2 separate regions of the Homo sapiens genome follow, and region 2 is linked to region 1. A link is a loop called in an ENCODE intact Hi-C map of the cell type or tissue named here. Cell type or tissue: endothelial cell of umbilical vein. All regions are shown on one strand. Links, peaks and the distances in the headings refer to the core of each region. The heading gives the core; the rest is flanking DNA. Region 1 has its middle 65 kb from the start of KTN1-AS1. Region 2 overlaps KTN1 (kinectin 1).

Evidence for each region. Hi-C counts contacts between places; a loop is a spot of excess contacts. Peaks named below come from ENCODE experiments on the same cell type or tissue, not always from the same donor. Only the 100,000 strongest peaks of a DNase experiment are listed, where the experiment ranks them.
Region 2: it touches region 1 in a loop (5-fold over the local background); 1 of 110 quality-filtered maps calls a loop at or near these places.

What each region holds. Positions count from the first base shown.
Region 1 is chr14:55,513,359-55,516,279 of GRCh38, reverse strand. No RefSeq gene overlaps it. Among named protein-coding and RNA genes, the nearest start is that of KTN1-AS1, 65 kb to the left of the region's middle. In endothelial cell of umbilical vein, for the core only: no CTCF peak of the experiment used is centred there; a DNase peak (open chromatin) is centred at 1,289; H3K27ac peaks cover 939 bases.
Region 2 is chr14:55,600,011-55,602,931 of GRCh38, reverse strand. The region is part of intron 1 of KTN1 (kinectin 1); the gene reads right to left. Among named protein-coding and RNA genes, the nearest start is that of KTN1, 21 kb to the right of the region's middle. In endothelial cell of umbilical vein, for the core only: no CTCF peak of the experiment used is centred there; a DNase peak (open chromatin) is centred at 1,691; H3K27ac peaks cover 1,657 bases.

The DNA of each region.
Region 1 (2,921 bases), core at 176-2,675:
CAGCAATTCATAACTTTACATATATTAGTCCCATTACCATGTCCAGGGTATGAAAGAGAAAATTCATCAGTTGCTCCGCTGCAAATTATTAGATTGAACTCTTAAATTGCCAATGGTTTACTGTTTTGACCTACAGAACAGCCTTTTCAACCTAACAGAATCTTACCTCTTTTTTTCTCCATCTATCAGAGAATTAATGTAAATACGTTCTTCTTTTATAACAAAAAGCATAACTTAGCAGTTAGGAGTATAGGCAACAGGTTCAAAAAGACCAGGATTTGAATCCTGGCTCGGTCTCTGTGTGTGAACTTGGGCAGTTTCTTAACCTTTCTGGGCCTCCCAGCCTGTAAAACGCAGGTAAGAACAATGCCTCCCTCAGATGGTTGTGGTGGGGTGGAAATGACATGAGATGCATAAAGTGTTTAGTACAATGCCTGGCATGTAGTCAGCTCTCGATATCAGCTCTTAGTATTATCACAACGACAACAACAACAACAACAACAAAAATAACGAAAAGTTTCACAGATAATGGCTTGATAGGGTGAGGTAACCGCATGTGATGATGGGACTCAGTTCCCCTCCTGTTAGTTGATTGGGATGAGGGATCCTGAAATCATGGCAAAGCACAGCAGGGTCCATGACTCTTCCTGGCTAATTTCCAGGGCAGATCCGGGCCCCTTCTCCAACCCTGCTTGCCTTTCTGGAGTGCTGCATCCTCCAGAGATGGAAGGGCCGGCCATCGTATGTCAGTCTGATTTCTGCACTTCAGTGAGAGAACACTGTGGAATGGAGGGAATAAATGACTCTCAGCTGCAGTTTTCGAGTTTTCTGTCTCTCTGGAAATCAGCCGGCTCCCGCTTGCTCCATTTACTGTGTACCAGCCAATACAAAATGAAATGCTCATGTCGTAATTTAAATTACGCGTATCCCAGAGGAGCCCCATGCAAAGCGCACATCGGTGTTTAACAATCTGCGAGCCCGATCTCGGAGACAGTTTAGAATAATCCACTCCTCACTGCTCAAAGGCTGCAGGCCTTCTCCAAGTCAGAGCTTGTCAACTGAGGACATGAAAGAGCTGCAGCGCAGCAGAACAGCAGATCACATTCGGTGAGCTGCCCCACTTGCACTCTTATTTGTGCATTACAGGATCGGAGAGGCGGCATGCCACAGTGGGTGCAGGGGCAGTCTCGCTACACGGACTGGGTTTGATTTGGCTTCACCACTCACTAGCTGTGTGACCCTTGGCAAGTCACCTGACCTTTCTCTGTCTCCATTTCCTTAGCTGTAAATTGGAGAACATAACAGAAGCTGACTCATTACTGGTGTTGGAAGGATTACAGGAATATATACAAAGCACTTAGGAAACATTAAGTCTAAGCATTTACTACTCTTGTTACTTCTTTTCATGTACATTGTTAAAAGGAGATAGATTAGTCAGATCCAGATGTATATAATGTAATTTTAGAGGTCTTTTACTGTGGTGAAATATATATCAAATTTAACATTTTAAGCCTACTATTCAGTGGCATTAAGTGCATTCATACCATTCTGCAGCCACCACCACTATCCATCTCCGAAACTTTTTCATTATCTCTTTTTTTTTTTTTCATTATCTCAAACTGAAACTGTTCACATGTATTCCTCCTCATTGTCCCCTGCGCCCAGCACCTGGTAATCACTGCTCTACTTTCTGTCCCTATGAAGAAAGACATCTGATTATTCTAGGTACCTTATATAAGTGGAATCATACAGTATTTGTCCTTTGTAACTGGCTTTTCACTTAGCATAATATCTTTAAGGTTCATCCATGTTGTAGCATGTTTCAGAATTTTATTCCTTAAGGCTGAATACTATTTCTTTGTATGTTTACATCCCATTTCATTTATTCATTCATCTTTCCATGGGCATTAGGGTTGATTACACATTTTTGCTACTGTGAATAATGCCACTATGAACATTGGTACACAAGTATCTGTTTGTGGTGGACCAGATGAGGCAAATGTGGTGCATATATACCATAGAACACTATGCAGCCATAAAAAAGAATGAAGTCACGTCCTTTGCAGCAACATGGCTGCAGCTAGAGGCCATTATCCTAAGTGAACTCATGCCGGAACAGAAAACCAAATACCATATGTTCTCACTTATAAGTGAGAGCTAAACATTGAGCACACATGAACACAAACATGGAACAATAGACGCTGGGGACTACTTGACGGGGAGGGCATGGTGGGGGATTGAAAAACTACCTGTTGGCTATTATGCACACTACTTGGGTGACAGAATCATTCATACGCCAAACCTCAGGGATAGGCAATTTACCCATGTAACAAATCTGCACATGTAAACCCCTGAACCTAAAATAAAAGTTAAGCTGGGCGCAGTAGCTCATGCCTGTAATCCCAGCACTTTTGGAGGCCAAGGTGGCTGGATCACTTGAGCCCAGGAGTTCAAGACAAGCCTGGGCAACATGGCGAAACCCTATCTCTACACAAAATACAAAAATTAGCTGTGCGTAGAGGCATGGACCTGTAGTCCCAACTACTCGTTGCGAGTGGGTGGTGGGGCGGGGTGGCGGCGGTGGTACTGAGGTGGGACGGTCACTTGAGGCCGTGAGGTCAAGCCTGCAGTGAGTTGTGATTGCGCCACTGCACTCTAGCCTGGGTAACAGAGTGAGACCCTGTCTCAAAATACATAAATAAATAAAAGTTATAAAACAAACAAATATCTGTTTGCATCTTTGCTTTCAACTTTTTTTGATATATACCCAGACATGGAATTCCTAGATCATATGATGATTCTATGTTTAATTTTCTTAGGAACTGCCATACTGTTTTCCACAGTGACTGTACTGTTTTACATTCCTACCGGCAACACACAAGGGTTCCAATTTCTCCACATTCTTGGGAACACTGTTTTTT
Region 2 (2,921 bases), core at 288-2,787, 87 kb before region 1:
TACGAAATGAGAAGCAAAGTCATAAGCAGAGAATAAGTGGAAAAAAGATGGTGGCCAGGCACGGTGGCTCATGCCTGTAATCCTAGCACTCTGGGAGGCCAAGGAGAAAGGACTGCTTGAGCCCAGAGTTCAAGACCATCCTGGGCAACATAGCAGAACCCTGTCTCTACAAACAATAAAAAATTAGCTAGACGTGGTGGCATGCACCTGTAGTCCCAGCTGCTTGGAAGAATAAGGCAGAAAGATCGCTTGAGCACAGAAGCTCAAGGCTATAGTAAGCCATGATTTCACCTCTGCACTCTAACATGGGCGACAGAGGGAGACCCTCTCTCAAAAAAAAAAAAAAGACAGTGTTGAAGGTCTTATAAAACACATTTTAATTATTGCTGTAGTTTTCATTCTTTGTAAGTTGCACTCACTTTAATCTTCCACTGAAGTTTTTGAATGCAGGGTATTTGACAGTGTTCACAAATAAATTTGCCGACTTTAAATGAATTTATAATCTCACTGCGAAAGGAAGTATATAGTATCTACAAACCTAACTAGAGCAAAAATCCTAACTTGAGCCTCCATATGGTTCTACTCTTCCAGCTCAAGTACCATGTCTACAGCTAGTTCTCCTCCTAAAGTTCCAGAGCACTTATTCTCTATTTACACAGACATGCATATAATTCTATGAGACAGTAAATGGTTTCAACTAATATAGCAAGGCAGCAACATACTGCAGTGTGATAAAGAAAATAAAATTGAACTCAAAATCTAAAACAAATCTAAATACATACAAAAATTTAGTTTGCTCTAAGTTATTTCTAATCAGTAGAAGGCTGTATCATTCAAATCAACTAAAAACATCCAAATAAAGTTTCAAACATAAGAAAAAATATAAAGCACTTGAGGGCCGGGCGTGGTGGCTCACACCTGTACTCCCAGCACCTTCAGAGGCCACAGCGGGTGGATCACTTGAGGCAGGAGTTTAAGACCAGCCTGGCCAACATGATAAAACCCTGTCTCTACCGAAATACAAAACTTAGCTGGGTGCGGTGGCACGCACCTGTAATCCCAGCTACTTAGGAGGCTGAGGCAATGAGAATCACTTGAACCCAGGAGGCAAAGGGTTGCAGCAAGCCAAGGTCACACCACTGCACTCCAGCCTGGGTGACGGAACGAAAATCTACCTGAAAAAAAGAAAAAATATAAAGCACTTCAAAACACAAGAAAATAGGCTCATTTTACATAGTTCTATATGTTTAAATGTTTGTAAGTATATTCCATTTGCAGTAAGAATTTTTAAAAATAAATGACTCTACAAATCATTTTGAAAAAACAAAAAATTCAATGAGAAAAATAGACAAAGCATTAACCATTTCCTGAAACGGCCATCAAAACGCAAAAACTCATCTAAATTCCTATTGTCCTACTCAGTCACTACACCAAAAGTATAATGGCCCCGGAGTGCACAACGCAATTATACAATTATCTTTTAAAATAAGAGGAAAAACATTCAAAGCAAGCAAAAGACAAAACAATCCAGGAAATCCAAACATTGGAATTCCCCAACATGGGAATCCCATTTACAGTATCTTTTCTAAGATTAACTTTATAGACCACACTAAAATTTCAAAGCTATGGTACAATTTCTCCTTTTAAACTGCAACACAGTTATTTCTATGACTCACATCTTATTAACACACCACTTACTTCAGCAATATCCATTCTAAAGTACTGCTAACCCAATGTGAAATGAATACAACTAATGCCAGAAATGAGTAATGAAATTTAATTTCTCCATTAGGTATCATGTCACAACAAATGAGACTTCTATTTTTTAATCAAACTTTTTTCCCTTTAATATGAGAATAGATCAATCCATTTGAACAGCTTTCCCAAGAAACTGAAAAGGAATTGCAGAGGTCATAGCTGCTGAAAGTATCTTTTAGACTTTTGCTTACTCATCATGCCCAAACCAGCCCATTTTCTCAGGAAAAGGCACTGCTCATTTAAAAACACTTCCATGGGAAATAATCTGGTTAAAAGTTTATTCGGTAAAAAAAAAAATCTAATTTATAATTAGACAAACTGAAAGCTTTAATACCAAAAAAGTAATAACTTTTTAAAATAGTCTTTCAAATCAGTTTTCAAATCACATAAAATCAGTTTTTGAAGACAAAAGAACATGTCATCAAAACTGTTCAAAAATTAACACTACAACATGAAATTCATACCGTAAAACAGCTACACCATGTACAGAAGCTTTCCTCCCCTTAAAATCTACCATCTTGACCTGCTTTTCCTTTCATAAGATTTCTGAGTAAGAAAGGGCCATCTAATCCAACTAGCCACTCAGAGATTAGACCCAGCTCAACAGGCAGCCAGCCTATGTTTGAAAAGCAGGGATGAATACCTCCCATAAACCCCTTTTATTCTTTGGAAAGACAAGTTCTTTTTAGTTTTGATCCAAAATCACATCATCCTATAACTTCTCCCAGTGGTCCTAGCTCTACCCTAACCATAACAAATCTGTCCAATCCCACTACCACAGGGTAGTCTTAATAACTGATGCTTAAACTTAATGAAATTAAATTTAGCAGCAAATAGAAAAACTTACTTCAAAATTTATCATTCACAAAAATTTATCATCCTTTGGAAAAGTTTAGCTAGGGTATTAAAGTTGAACATAATGGGTTAATTAATAAAATATTAATAAAATAACTCTTAGGTGTATCACCTTAGGTCACTCAACAATGGAAGTACTAAAATGATCAGATGTTTTAGGTATTATGTCTCTTCTGGGGATATTCTTGCTTATCCCCAGAAGAGACATAATACCTAAAACATCTCACAAACTGAACATGAAATGTAAATTAGAACATCAAATACTATCAAAAATGACTACTGAAAAAGTTTTGCTTATGTAAATAAGA